Linked DNA regions of Homo sapiens: region 1 is linked to region 2. Evidence: read pairs that join two places in POLR2A ChIA-PET (ENCODE). Cell type or tissue: PC-9. All regions are shown on one strand.

The links. Peaks named below come from ENCODE experiments on the same cell type or tissue, not always from the same donor. Only the 100,000 strongest peaks of a DNase experiment are listed, where the experiment ranks them.
Region 1: POLR2A ChIA-PET joins it to region 2 with 14 read pairs; 6 of 35 experiments call an interaction of 5 or more read pairs at or near these places.

What each region holds. Positions count from the first base shown.
Region 1 is chr10:92,246,459-92,254,458 of GRCh38, forward strand. The region is part of intron 1 of CPEB3 (cytoplasmic polyadenylation element binding protein 3); the gene reads right to left. Among named protein-coding and RNA genes, the nearest start is that of CPEB3, 41 kb to the right of the region's middle. In PC-9, no CTCF peak of the experiment used is centred here; no DNase peak of the experiment used is centred here.
Region 2 is chr10:92,098,343-92,106,342 of GRCh38, forward strand. The region is part of intron 7 of CPEB3 (cytoplasmic polyadenylation element binding protein 3); the gene reads right to left. Among named protein-coding and RNA genes, the nearest start is that of BTAF1, 180 kb to the left of the region's middle. RefSeq lists an enhancer at 3,059-3,358. In PC-9, no CTCF peak of the experiment used is centred here; DNase peaks (open chromatin) are centred at 3,159 and 3,669; H3K27ac peaks cover 431 bases.

The DNA of each region.
Region 1 (8,000 bases), 150 kb after region 2:
CTTACAGCTTTAAGAAATAGATTTTTTAAATTATTTGAAATTAGGATGTCAACTTTTTTTTTTTTTTGAGACAGAGTCTCACTCTGTTGCCCAGGCTGGAGTGCAGTGGCACAATCTCGGGCTCACTGCAACCTCCGCCTCCTGGGTCCAAGCGATTCTCCTGCCTCAGCCTCCCAAGTAGCTGGGGTTTCAGGCACCCACCACCACGCCCAGCTAATTTTTTGTACTTTTAGTAGAGACGGGGTTTCACCGTGTCAGCCAGGAGTGTCTTGATCTCCTTACCTCATGATCCACCCGCCTCGGCCTCCCAAAGTGCTGGGATTACAGGCATAAGCCACCACGCCCGGCCTAGGATGTCAACTTGTAATCAGTAACATAGAAATTTTTAAGTTATTCCTTTCAAAGTTATGACTTGAAATGGTTTCTCTGGGCATTTGTTAATCCACCTAACTCCAAGTGCAGGTCTATTAATATGCACAATGGACAAAAATAAACTTTGGCTCTAACCCTTGTTAAACCATAATTAACACTGCCCATACTTAATGGGATTGTATTGTATTGAAAAACACACTAATCTCTGCTTTTTTTCCCCTAAAATGAGCCTCAAATCTAAAAAGAAAATGACTCGAACATAAGCACCAAGGTATAAATACAGACGAAGAAAAGAAAAAATTATCAGAGAACCCTCCACAAGAACAAAGCCCTTCTCTACTGAAATGTTGTTTTTTTACTTAACCATAAAAGAGGTACCTTCTTTATTTTTTTATTGTTTTTTCTGAGACAGAGTCTTGCTGTGTCGCCCAAGCTGGAGTGCAGTGGCACAACCTCAGCTAACTGCAACCTCCACCTCCCAGGTTCAAGCAATTCTCCTGCCTCAGCATCTTGAGTAGTTGGGACTACAGGCACGCACCACCAAGCCTAATTATTTTATTTTATTTTATTTTATTATTTGTTTTGAGATGGAGTTTCACTCTTGTTGCCCAGGCTGGAGTGCAGTGGCGCGATCTCAGCTCACCATGACCTTTGCCTCCCCAGGTCAAGCGATTCTCCTGCCTCAGCCTCCCGAGTAGCTGGGATTACAGGCATGTGCCACCATGCCCAGCTAATTTTGTATTTTTAGTAGAGATGGGGTTTCTCCGTGTTGGTCAGGCTGGTGTCGAGCTCCCGACCTCAGGTGATCCACCCACCTTGGCCTCCCAAAGTTCTGGGATTACAGGCTAATTTTTATATTTTAAGTAGAGACGGGGTTTCACCTTGTTCACCAGGCTGGTCTCGAACTCTTGACCTCAAGAGATCCACCTGCCTCAGCTTCCCAAAGGCTGGGATTACAGGTGTGAGCCAACGCACCTAGCCAAAAAAGAGGCACTTTCTGAAATTTTATCTTGAGATCACAGAACTTCACCTTAAACCACTGCCCCCCATCCTTTGTTTTGTTTTTGTTTTTGTTTTTCTTTGAGACAGAGTCTTGCTCTGTCATCTAGGCTGGAGTGCAGTGGTGTGATCTTGGCTCACTGCAACCTCTGCCTCACAGCATAAACCCCTTTGGAGTAGCCATTAAAGGCTATAAAAATACTTCACAGAATTAACTCACTGAGATACATAGTTATTCCTCGGTATCTTGTGGGCGTAGTTCCAAACCCCCTACCCCACCAAATATCAAAATCCATGGATGCTCAAGTAAGTTCCTTATGTAAAATGGCATAGTATTTGCATACAACCTATGCACATCCTCCTGTATACTTTAAATCATCTCTAGGTTACTTATAATACCTAATACAATGTAAGTGTTATGTAAATAGTTGTTATACTATATTGTTTAGGGAATAATGACAAAAAAAGTTTGTACGTGTTCAGTACAAATGCAAGCATTCACTTTTTTTTCCAAATATTTTTGATCTGTGGTTGGTTGAATCAAAGAATATGTGGATATGGAACCCACAGATAAGAAAGGACAACTGTACATGGGTCAAATACATCATTTTGAGCTTCCTTCCTTCTTTTCCTTCCCTACTTACATCCCTAGCACAATGCTTATATGTCCTGGGTAGTTGGTAGGTGCACTATACATGCTTGCTAAATATACGGATAAATGGATGGATGAATAAAGCATAGTTTTTCTATTACTTAAAACAGCCAGGTTCAAGTTAAGTATTAAATTCATTTAGAAGAGCAATTAATTTTCCCTTAGCTGCAAGGATGGGAAGGGGAGTGGTATAAAATAGAAAACCATTTTGGCTTTTATGATGTTCAGTAGTATGCAGACTATTTGATTACCATCATGAAGTAACAGACACACACCCCGCCCTTCCACAGAAATTGTTTCTCCAAGATTATAATAGACGCCCTGAGCTAAGTCCAATGGATGTTTGTCAGTCTATCTTGCTTGACCTTGCAGCAACATTGACATAACTGACCACTCTTTCTGGATATACAGTCATGCATAGCATTAACAATATTCCAGTCAAACCACATACACAATGATGGTCCCAAAGATTATAATGAAGCTGAAAAATTCCAATCACCTCCTCACTTTGTAGCTGTCAATGTCATAGTGCAAAAGCATCACTCATGTATTTGTTGTGATACTGGTGTAAACAAAGCCACTGTGCTGCCAGTTTTATAAAATTATAGCACATAAGGCCGGGCATGGTGGCTCATGCCTGTAATTCTAGCACTTTGGGAGGCCAAGGCAGGCGGATCACGAGGTCAGGAGATTGAGACCATCCTGGCCAACATGGTGAAACCCCATCTCTACTAAAAACACAAAAAAATTAGCAGGGCATGGTGGCACGTGCCTGTAGTCCCAGCTACTCAGGAGGCTGAGGCCGGAGAATCTCTTGAATCCTGAAGGCAGAGGTTGCAGTGAGCCAAGATCGTGCCACTGCACTCCAGTCTGGTGACAGAGCGAGACTCCGTCTCAAAAAAAAAAAAAAAAATTATAGCACATACAATTATGTACAGTACAAAATACTTGATAATTATAATAAATTACTGTTGTTGGTTCATGTATTTACTTTTTATCATTATTTTACAGTGTACTCTTTAGTAGAAAGGTGGTGCATGCCTGTAATCGCAACTACTCGGGAGGTTGAGGCAGGAGAATCACTTGAACTTGGGAAGTGGAGGTTGCAGTGAGCTGAGATCACACCATTGCACTCCAGCCTGGGCAACAGAGTGAGACTCTCAAAAATAAAAATAAAAAATAAAAAAGTAAAAAAAAATTAGAAATTTTAAAAGTTGAAAAAAGTTTATAGAATAAGGGTATAAAAAATATTTTTGGGCCAGGAGCGGTGGCTCATGCCTGTATTCCCAGCACTTTGGGAGGCCGAAGCAGGAAGATTACTTGAGGTAAGGAGTTTGAAACCAGCCTTGGTCAACATGGTGAAACCCTGTCTCTACTAAAAATACAAAAAAATAGCTGGGCGTGGTGGCAGGCACCTGTAGTCCCAGCTACTTCAGAGGCTGAGGCAGGAGAATCGCTTGAACTTGGGAGTCGGAGGTTGCAGTGAGCCCAGATCACACCACTGCACTCCAGCCTGGACAACAGAGTGAGACTCCATCTCATATATATATATATATATGTTATATAGCTATACAATATATTTTTATTTTAAGCTGTTATTACAAGTGTCAATTTTTTTTCTTTTGAGACAGAGTCTTGCTCTGTCGCCCAGGCTAGAGTGCAGTGGCGCGATCTGAGCTCACTGCCAGCTCGGCCTCCTGGGTTCACGCCATTCTCCTGCCTCAGCCTCCCGAGTAGCTGGGACTACAGGCGCACTCCACCACACCCGGCTAATTTTTGTATTTTTAGTAGTGACGGGGTTTCACCGTGTTAGCCAGGATGGTCTCCATCTCCTGACCTCGTGATCCGCCCACCCTCAGCCTCCCAAAGTGCTGGGATTTATAGGCGTGAGCCACTGTACCCGGCCAATTTTTAAAAAAAAAATTTAAAAGTTTAAAAAGTTAAAATATTGCAATAAGCTAAGGTCAATTTTCTTGGAGGGGGGTCAATTTATTATTGAAGAAAAGTTCTTTTTATAAATTTAGTGTGGCCTAAGTGTACAATGTTTATAAAGTCTACAGTAGTATATAGTAAAATCCTACGCCTTCACATTCATTTACTGCTCACTCACTGACTCACACTAGAACAACTTCCATTCCTGCAAGCTCAATTCATGGTAAGTGCCCTATACATGTGTACCTTTTTTAATATATGTATCCTTTATACCATTTTTTGTTTGTTTGTTTTGAGACAGAGTCTCACTCTGTTGCCCAGGCTGGAGTGCAGTGGCATAATTGCGGCTCACTGCAACCTCCACCTCCCAGGTTCAAGCAATTCTCATGGCTTAGCATCCCAAGTAGCTGGGACTACAGGCGCCTGCCACCACACACACAGTTAATTTTTTTTTTTTTTTTTTTTTTTTTGTATCTTTAATAGAGATGGAGTTTCACTCCCATCTCTTGGGAAACTTTCGTTGCCCAGGCTGGTCTTGAACTCCTGAGCTCAGGCAATCCGCCCACCTCAGCCTCCCAAAGTGCTAGGATTACAGGCATGAGCCACCATGCCCAGCCTATACTGTATTTTTACTGTACCCTTCTGAAGTTTAGATATACAAATACCTACCATTGTGTTACAACTGCCTACAACATTCTGTGGGGTAACATGCTGTACACGTTTGTAAGCTAGAAGCAAAAGGCTGTACTATACAGCCTATGTGGGTAGTAGGCTCTACCATCTAGGTTTGTGTAAGTACACTTTATGACAACTGACACAAAAAAATCACCTAACGATGCATTTCTCAGAAAGTATCCCCTTTGTTGGTAAGCAACACATGACTGTACCTTCTTCCCTTTTCCTCCTTCCTTCATGCTGTCCTTTCTTAGTTTTCTAACATGTGGGATTGTATTCTCTCTTCTCTCTTCTCTCCTCTTCTCTCTCTCTCTCTCTCTCTTCTTTGCTAACTGACTTTAAATACTGAGATTTAAAGTTATTGGAACAGGATAAGCAAATAAACAGAACAAAATTAAAAAGTCTAGAAATAGGTGGATCTATGTATGATCCCCAGAATTCCAAAAACAGTAACAGTAATGAAAAGACGAAGCAGTAATGAAAAGATGGTCTTTTCAATAAAGGGTATTCGAGTCAACTGAATATCCATATGGCAAAAAAGAGACCTTTATACTTACAACACTATATTCAAAAATCAATTCCAGATGGATTGTAGGCCTAATTGTAAAATATAAACAAAAAAGCCCTTAAAAGAAAACCTGGGAGAATCAACAATTTATTAAACAGGTCCCATCCTGGAAGGGGACACCAACAGAAAGAAAAAAAGGTCGGATGTGGTGATGGGTGCCTGTAATCCCAGCTACTCGGGAGACTGAGGCATGAGAATAGTTTGAACCCAGGAGGGAGAGGTTGCAGTGAGCCGAGATCACGCCACTGCACTCCAGCCTGGGTGTCACAGCAAGACTCCATCTCAAAAAGAAAAAAAAAAAAAAGAAGTCACAAAACCAGTAACCATAAGTAAGACAGTATTCGAATAAAAACTCACAGAATGGGAGAATATATGCTCTCTCTCTCTATATATATTTTTTTTCAACAAAAGACTTGTAACCAGAATATATAAAGGACTCCTACAAATCAATAAGAGTAAATATCCCCCCAAGAATAGGCAAAAGATTTCACCGAAAGATATTCAAATGACCAAAAAGCATATGAAAAGGTGCTCTACCTCACTAATCAACAGAAACAAAAAAAGGCAGAATAAAATCAGAATGGCTAGAACTGGAAAAGGCAGACAATACCAAGCATTAGCAAGGATGGGAGCAACCCCTCCTTTTTTTAAGCAACCCATTTTTCAAACAATGCTGGTGAAAGTATAGTTCGGTATAACTATACAACCACAATGCAAAATCATTTAGCAGTGTCTATTAAAGCTAAACATTCACAAACCTTATGACCCAGCAATTTAGCCTCTAGCTATACACCCAATAGAAATGCAGACATGTTCACCAAGATATGTTCGAAGCAGCATTATTCATAATAGCCAAACCTGAAAACAACCCAAATATCCATCTGTAATAGAATGGATAAATAAATTTGTGAGGGACTCATATAATGGAATATGATAAGGCAAAGATAATGAATAGATGCCAACTTTTTTTTTTTAATTTTTATTTTTTGTAGCTGGGACTACAGGTGCCTGCCACCATGCCTGGCTAATTTTTGTATGTTTTTGTAGAGATGAGGGTTTTGCCGTGTTGCCCAGGCTCATCTCAAATTCCTGAGTTCAAGTGATCCTCCCACCTCGGCCTCCCAAAGTGCTGAGATTACATGTGTGAGCCACTGTGCCTGGCCTGACTCCAACTGTATAAAACAGCATACATAAATTGCATGAATGCAATGCTAAGTGAAATGTCTGATGCAAAAAAGTATATACTATATGCTATATGATTCCACTTAAAGTTCCTTTTTTTTTTGAGACAGGGTCTCGCTCTGTTGCCTAGGCTGGAGTGAAGTGGTGTGATGACAGCTCACTGCAACCTCCAACTTAAAGTTATAATAAAACTAATTTACAGTATTAGAAGTCAAGATAGTAATTGCCTTTACAGGGAAATAATGATTGCTAGGGAACATAAAAGGGGACTTCAGTGATGCTGGTGACATACTTATTCTGTTTGTTGAACTGGGTGTTCACTTTGAAAATTCAGAAAACTAGGCTGGGCACGGTAGCTCACGCCTGTAATCCCAGCACTTTGGGAGGCCGAGGCAGGCGGATCACAAGGTCAAGAGATTAAGACCATCCTGGCCAACATGGTGAAATGCCATCTCTACTAAATATACAAAAATTAGCCAGGTGTGGTGGCACACGCCTGTTGTCCCAGCTACTCGGGAGGCTGAGGCAGGAGAATCACTTGAACCCGAGAGGTGGAGGTTGCAGTGAGCCGAGATCGCACCACCGCACTCCAGCCTGACAACAGAGCAAGACTCTGTCTCAAAACAAAAAAAAAAAAAAAAAAAAAGAAAAGAAAGAAAAGAAAATTCAGAAAACTAAACATTTATTTTTTGTGTAATTTTCTGTACATGTTATACAGTACTTCCATAAAGTTTACAAAAATACAAATAGAAAAATTAGCCAGGCATGGTGGCATGTGCCTATAGTCCCAGCTACTTGAGAGGCTGAGGTGGAATCATCACCAAAGCCCAGGGAGTTTGAGGCTGCAGTGAGCTGTGATTGTGCCACTGCACTACAGCCTGGGTGACAGTGAGACTCTGCCTCAAAAAAATTTATTAAAGTTTACAAAACACACAATATATTTGTAAAGGTAAAGAGAAAAAAATAGTATGATCTGGCCAAATAGGAGGGGGAGCCTTAGGTCTGTGTCATTTAAGCTAAAGAAATAAACTAGGGGTTCCCTATGTGCCAGGCTGTACTAGAGGCACCAAATGTAAAGATTTGAGTTTGTAAAGACTCAAAATTCTGTGGCCAGGCATGGTAGCTCATGCCTGTAATCCCAGAACTTTGGGAGGCTGAACTAGGAGAATCACTTGAGCCCAAGAGTTTGAGACCACCTTAGGCAATATAGTGAGACCTTATCTCTACAAAATATTTAAAAATTAGCTGAGCATGGTGATGTGCACCTGTGGTCCCAGGTACTCAGGAGGCTGAGGTGGGAGGACTGCTTGATCCCAGGAAGTTGAGGCTGCAGTGAGCCATGATTGTGTCAATGCACCTCAGCCTGGGCAACAGAGTGAGACCCTGCCTTTAAAAAAAAAAAAATGCAAAGTTCCTTGACTTCAAAGAGCTCACAGTCTAAGAAAAGAAATAATAATTTTGGTCAATTATTCAATATTCCCTAGGTAACCTAGAAAGCTTTTAAAAATGTTAAAAGCTAAGGCAATTTACATGCAGGAAGTCCACATCTTCTGAGTGATGATCTGTTAAGTAATTCTAGACATGACTAAGTTTGAGAACAGAATAAGAGAAAAGGGAGCA
Region 2 (8,000 bases):
TTGTTGCCCAGGCTGGAGTGCAAAGGCACGATCTTGGCTCACCACAACCTCTGCCTCCCAGGTTCAAGAGATTCTCCTGCCTCAGCCTCCCAAGTAGCTGGGATTACAAGGCATGCACCACCACGCCTGGCTAATTTTGTATTTTTAGTAGAGACGGGGTTTCTCCATGTTGGTCGGGATGGTCTCAAAATCAGGTGATTCAACCACCTCAGTGTGAAGTTTTCAGAAACTTCACTCCATCCCAGGCCTTTTCCTCACTTATTTCTTGCTATTGCTCTGAAAAGTTCGCTTCTATAGAGTTTAACTTTAAATGATTAAGAGTATACTAAACTGAAACATTAGATAGCTGTTCAAAGAACTGAAAGTTTTCTGGCTAAACTGTATAAAAGATATGTTACCAAACCAGTTTAACTATTTTTCTTTTTTTCTTTTTTTTTTTTTTTTTTTGAGATGGAGTCTGGCTCTGTCAAGCAGGCTGGAGTGCAGTGGTGCAATCTCAGCTCACTGCAACCTCCATCTCCCGGGTTCAAGCAATTCTCCTGCCTTGGTCTCCCGAGTAGCTGGGATTACAGGCGCCTGCCCCAATGCCCAGTTAATTTTTGTATTTTTAGTAGAGACAGGGTTTCACCATGTTGGCCAGGCTGGTCTCAGACTCCTAACCTCAAGTGATCTGCCCGCCTCAGCCTCCCAAAGTGCTGGGATTACAGGCGTGAGCCACCATGCCTAGCCCAGTTTGAAATTTTTATCAATAAAGAGCAAAATAATTATAGCTCCATATAAAAACTAAAGTTTCATCCTACTTAAAACTAAAGGTCATTAATAGGGATACGATTAGGTCAAGGGCTAGGAAAAACAAGACATGCAATATGGGTCTTTTCGTCTTTTTTTTTTTTTTTGAGACAGGGTCTCAGTCTGTCACCCAGGCTAGAGTACAGTAGTACATGGAGTACAGGCATGCGCCACCATGCCCAGTTAATTTTTGTATTTTTTGTAGAGACAGGGTTTTGCCATGTTGCCCAGGCTGATCTTGAACTTAGGGGCCCAAGCAATCTGCCCACCTCAGCCTCCCAAAGTGCTAGGATTATAGGCATGAGCCACCGTGCCTGACCTCTACTATGCATTATTTCTTTAAACAGAATGCTATATGATAACATCATTTCCTAAAATGAAAATTTCATTGACAATTGACCAGAACCTCTTAGTTAAAATTAAATATAAAATGCATTTTTGGCCAGGCGTGGTGGCTCATGCCTGTAATCTCAGCACTTTGGGAGGCCAAGGCAGGTGGATCACCTGAGGTCAGGAGTTCCAGACCAGTCTAGCCAACATGGTGAAACCCCATTTCTACTAAAAAAAAAAAAAATACAAAAAATTAGCTGGATGTGGTGGCAGGTGCCTAAAATCCCAGCTTCTCGGGAGGCTGAGGCAGGAGAATTGCCTGAATCTGGGAGGCAGAGGTTGCAGGGAACTGAGATCACGCCATTGCACTCCAGCCTGGGCAGTGAAACTCCGTCTCAAAAAAAAAAGAAGCATTTCTGGCCAGGCATGGTGGCTCATGCCTATATAATCTCAGCATTTTGGAAGGCCAAGGCTGAAGGACTACTTGAGGCCAAGAGTTCGAGACCAGCCTGGGCAGCATAGTGAGACCCTGTCTCTATGAAAACCTTTTCAAAATTAGCTAGATGTGGTGGCTAAGGTGGGAAGATCGTTTAGGCCCAGGAGTTTGAGGTTGCAGCGAGCTATGATTAAGCCACTGCACTCCAGCCTGGGCGACAGAACCAGCCCTTGTCTCAGGAAAACATTTTTGTTGTATCTAATTTAATTACAGGATAAGAGAAAACACAATTTTTTGTTTTTGTTTTCCCCCCTTGCCACAGGGAGAAAACATATTTGTTTCCCCCCAGCAGCAAGGAGAAAACATAGGTTTTTTTTTGTTTGTTTGTTTTTTGAGACAGAGTTTCACTCTTGTTGCCCAGGCTGGAGTGCAATGGCACGATCTCTGCTCACTGCAACCTCTGCCTCCCAGGTTCAAGTGATTCTCGTGCCTCAGTCTCTCAAGTAGCTGAGATTACCGGCATGCGCCACCACGCCCCACTAATTTTTTTGTATTTTTAGTAGAGACTGGGTTTCTCCATGTTGGTCAGGCTGGTCTCGAACTCCTGACCTCAGGTGATCCGCCCACCTCAGCCTCACAAAGTGCTGGGATTACAGGCATGAGCCACCACGCCCAGCCAATAAGAATGGTTTTTGTTTTTTTGTTTTGTTTTGAGACAGAGTCTCGCTCTGTAGCCCAGGCTAGAGTGCAGTGGCACGATCTCGGCTCACTGCAAGCTTCGCCTCCCGGGTTCACACCATTCTCCTGCCTCAGCCTCCCAAGTAGCTGGGACTACAGGTGCCCGCCACCACGCCCAGCTAATTTTTTGTATTTTTAGTAGAGAAGGGGTTTCTCCCTGTTAGCCAGGATGGTCTCGATCTCCTAACCTCGTGATCCACCCGCCTCGGCTTCCCAAAGTGCTGGGATTACAGGCGTGAGCCACCGTGCCCGGCCAAGAACAGTTTTTAACACAAACCTCAAGACTTCAAATTTCTCAACATAACCACATATCCCTACAGCTAGAGTTCTCTCAGTTACAATTTAGTATTTAGATATTCATCTACCTATACATATCGTCAAGCTCATTTTTAACATCTCACTCTGTATGGTCCCTTCTTTAGGTTACAACACCCATCACATGAACATCCTACTGCATAGGATTTCATTTTCATCTGTTCATCTCAAGGCAGTTCCAAATGGCAAACCATTCGGTGTCAACAGTGCAATCAGGTGGCCAGCTCGGGAAACCATCTGACCAAAGACCCCCTCAAAGCCGTATGTTCTTTTTCCCAAAAAGGACCTGGTTCAGAGCTCAGCTACTTCCCCCATACTCTGATTTCTTTTTTCCTTTTCCTCTTTTCAGTACCGTTCAAACTCAAGCTCTTTAGGAAAAAAGTCTCCATTTTTCTCTCCCCAATCCTACAATCCTTTTAGTCTACATAAATTGGAAAAACAATACTGCAGAACCATCAGGACTGCTCTCCCCAACAAGAAGCAGCACCCCAGCTCATCCTAATAGCCAGGATGAGTCAGCTAAACCTAGGTCTGCTGACATACAGCTGCAACAGCTCAGTTGTAGTGGTGATGAACTCAGACCCACCCCAGCTGTCAGCAATTCTATTTTAAGCATCACAGACTTCACAAAATGACTGGATTGCCCCAGCAATATCAGAAATAAACTAGTTTGTGGCCGGGTGTGATGGCTCACACCTGTAATCCCAGCACTTTGGGAGGCCAAGGCAGGCAGATCACTTGAGGTCAGGAGTTCGAGACCAGCCTGGCCAACTTGGTGAAACCCCCATCTCTACTAAAAATACAAAAATTAGCTGGGCGTGGTGGTATGTGCCTGAAATCCCAGCTACTTAGGATGCTGAGGCAGGAGAATCGCTTGAACCTGGAAGGCAGAGGTTGCAGTGAGCCGAGATTATGCCACTGCATTCCAGCCTGGGTGACAGAGAGAGACTCTGTCTCAATAAATAAACAAACAAACTAGTTTGTGGTTTGTGAGGCATCTTTATCTCTTCCATGGCATAAGGAGTTGGTTTATTATTAATCACCAAAACTAAGAGCCACAACAATAATTGTGGTTTAGACTCTTTACAGCACACTGATATTGGCATCTCATTTCAACGTAATTTTGACCACATAGCTCCCTAACAAATAGGTCAGCCAGTTTCAGGAGTTTAGATGCTATCTATTATTCTCAAGTGCTGAAGAGGAAGAGATGCCTTCCCTGCATCTTCTGGGGGTAGTGGAGAGAAAGGAGTCTTTAGCCTTAGTAAGACTATATCCTGGGTAGCTCTGGGGGCTTCAGTCAGACCTCCGTCAGGCCTCAAGGCAAAAAGCTGTAACTCTCACATTCAGACTATTCCTCCCATTCCCTAGATACAAGTAGTCTCCAAGTAGAAATAGAAAATCTTCATCAAAATAGCCAGGATTCTTCCTAGACAGGGAGCCAAAAGTAACCCTAGGAAATTCTTTCACATCCTCCTTGGATGCTCCAAGTCCACCCTCAGGTTTAGGAAACAGTCCAGGTACAAAAAGGAAACTCCTGCCCCCATCACCAGGCTGCAGAGCCTATTATCTGATGCAAGGAAGCTACAGGCTTTACAACTCCTTTGGGAACTTCAGTTACTGATGAACAATTCGAACAATTCGGTATACTGTTTCATAAGGGCACTCAGTGCAGAAATACAGCATGCATAAACTGCCCCATGAAAATGGTTATGTATATCTTTGCACTATATTTGATTTAATAAAGCCATTATCAATTAAATATTATGCTCAGAAGACTCAAGTCAACACCTCTCTAAAGGCTTTTCTGACTGCCTCAGAAACATCTGCGTACTCTGCCCTTTGAGCGCTCTCCCCGTCACAACTACTCCCTCTAATACTTCTATCCAGCTATTTTAACTTTCAGGTTTTCAGAGCATCTGTGGCTCCTTAGGTCATTTACTGGTCATATGTCTATTTCCCTCTATTGGACTCTAAGATCCTCTAAGGCTGAAACCATATATTTGTGTGGATCCCAACTGCCCAGCACAGTGCCTAACCATTAGTGAGTGCTCTGTGCACGTTTGGTGTGTAAACAAATGTTTTCCTGAGGTGCTGACACTGGTGTCACAAAACATGTCCAGCAGCTGCTCTTCTACAGCTCCCAGATCACTCTCCTCACTCCACTGAAAGTTACCTTCCAGGGGTAGGAAAATAGGGTATATTTTGGTCACCAGTGGATGCCCAAGGTCTTGGGCTTAATGAATGCAAATTTCTGATGCCACTAGGTGAGACCCACTCAATGATCAGAATTATCTAGTGTTCATCATGACTGTTGATGCTGCTTCGTCACTCAGAAAGCATAAACATAATAGCTGATTCCCTTTTGAAAGAAAAAGCACTTTTGAGCACTTATATTGCACTACTGTGCTAGGCATTTTACAGTCACACTTAAACAGCACCACACCATATGCTCTAAAAATTATCCCTACTTTAGAGCTAAGGAAGCTAAGGATCAGAAGAGTGAAGTCATCTTGGAACTGAACTCCAGGTTTATAAAACAGTCTACACGTACTCTTTCTACTACAATCATGTTGTGTGCCTACAAGGCTCCCTGTCCTCCAGGCTACTGGCCACCAGTCACAGCTTCCAGATAGGCTCCTGAACAAGTCAACATGAATTTTTACTAGTGAGTGACTAACCACTCTTTTTTCTCCACTCTTTATGCCTGTTTGCAATGCATCAAGAAATGACCAATGGACATTTGTTGGACCTACTAACAAAACTAGCAGTTAGCAAAGCTTGAGAAAAATGAGTTAGCAGTGAAACTAGCACTGTATCCAGCTATTTTAACTTTCAGGTTCACAGTCTCAGGCAATCTTGTACTCCAGCCAGACAACTTTGTCCAATGTCTATATAAATGTGAACTTTCAGCTCCATGGTACTAGGACAAGGATGTTGTTACTGGCATGCTGATTACTAAAACTCTTGAGAGGAATGTACACATAAAAGTTCAGGTTACCTAAGTTTTTCCTGGGAAGATGCCTATTCTTTGAATGAGCTTCATGGAATACTAATTCCACAGGAATCTGCACGAGTATCATCCCCAAAGCAGGAATGTAAAATGCTGGATTAAACAATTTTACACAAATGTATATATTGTAAGACTTCTCAGAACCTTAATATATCAATGTTTCTCAAATGATTTTGGCTAAGGAAACTTTAATTAAAAGACAAAATGGATATACAATGCACAAAGTAAGTGCTCAAAAAATGACACCTATTACCATTATGAGGAAACCTTTTGTCGAAGATCCTCTCAAGAGATTAGTCTTTGATGGGACAAGTATTCTTCAGAACACACTCTGGAAAACACTGAACATTATCCCTTAAGGGGTGGCGTTGGCTATTTTGTCCACTAGCTACCATTTAGTACAATGGAAATGCAACTTTTTTTTTTTTTTTTTTTTTGAGACGGAGTCTTATTCTGTCACCCAGGCTGGAGTGCAGTGGCTGGCACGATCTCGGCTCACTGCAAGCCCCACCTCCCAGGTTCACACCATTCTCCTGCCTCAGCCTCCTGAGTAGCTGGGACTACAGGCACCTGCCACCACGCCCAGCTAATTTTTTTGTATTTCTAGTAGAGACGGGGTTTCACCGTGTTAGCCAGGACGGTCTCGATCTCCTGACCTCATAATCCGCCCGCCTTGGCTCCCAAAATGCTGGGATTATAGTCGTGAGGCACCACGCCCGGCTGGAAATGCAACGTTTTTTAGACCTCCCTGAAAAGAAAATACAGCTTCCAAAGATTCAAGCACTAAGAAATTCTGGACCAATTTGCAGATTCAGACACCCAGGGCAAAAAAAAAATCAAATGTATAATGAATAGGAGATATGTCTCTCACTTTGGAAAAGAAATTCCTTCTTTGAAGAAATTCCTATGATGGAAGGTGTCCGAACCATGATTTCTTTTCTTTTCTTTTTTTTAGAGAGACAGGGGTCTCGCTGTTGCCTATGCTGGAGTGCACTGGTGTGATCACAGCTCACTGCAGCCTCGGACTCCTGACCTCAAGCAATCCTCCTGCCTCAGCCTCCCAAAATGCTGAGATTACAGGCAAGAGCCACCGTGCCCAGCCCCAAACCACAATTTAGACCAAGAATTCAAGAAACAAATAAATAAATCAAGATCAGAAATGCTAAAGATTTCCGAGGTGGGATATGACACACATGCTGATATGGCTTAGCCGTGAATTCTAAGATGTGGACATACAAAACCAGATTCGAATGGGCCAAGATAAAATTATAGTTATGTGTTAAGAGGTACTAAGCAAAGAATGAAATACCTGTAGTAAACACATCACAAATGAAGGACTGAGACAATCAAGGTGTTCTATAACTTAGTCTCTATCTATTTTGCCCAATTTAATTTCTCTCTATTCCCTTTCACATATTTGTGCTCCATCTAACCAACCTAAATATTCTCCATTCATGTCACACCATTTCCCATTTTTGTGTTCATGTTTTTGCCTTTCTCTGAAATTTTTATTCCCTATACTTCCACCCTTCTCTTGGCCAACTCCACATTCTCCTCATCCTTCAAGCCTAATTCAAATGACACTTCATCCAGGAAGTTTTCTTTCATCATTCTAGGTATAGATGAACTCTCCAAAGTACATAATCTGTATCTTATTCTTTTGTTTTATCTTTGTTACTTTGGCAAATATTTGGGAACCTTTTATGTGCTAGGTTCTATAGATACTGTGTATTTATATACTTGTTTTGTGGGTTTTTTTTTTTTTTTTTTTTCTGAGACTGAGTCCTGCTCTGTCTCCCAGGCTGGAGTGCAGCAGCCCAATATCAGCTCACTGCAACCTCTGCCTCCCGGGTTCAAGCAATTCTGCCACAGCCCACCAGTAGCTGGGATTACAGGCGTCCGCCACCATGCCTGGCTAATTTTTGTATTTTTATTTTATTTATTTATGAGATGGAGTCTCACTCTGCCACCCAGGCTAGAGTGCGATGGCGCAATGTCGGCTCACTGCAACCTCTGCCTCCTGGGTTCAAGCGATTCTTGTGCCTCAACATCCCGAGTAGCTGGAATTAGAGGCGCCCACCACCATATCCGGCTAATTTTTGTATTTTTAATAGAGACAGGATTTTACCATGTTGGCCAGGCTGGTCTCGAACTCCTGACCTCAAGTGATCCACCCAGCTCAGCCTCCCAAAGTGCTGGGATTACAGGCATGAGCCACTGCACCCAGCCTATACTTATTTTATCTATGCATTATACTATTAACCTTTTTTTTTTTTTTTGGCTATTCCCTCATTACCATTTAATTAACTTTTGGACACAAGATTTTATATCAACTCACAGTACGTTCTGGTTCACAGTAACCAGTACTGTGCCTTGACC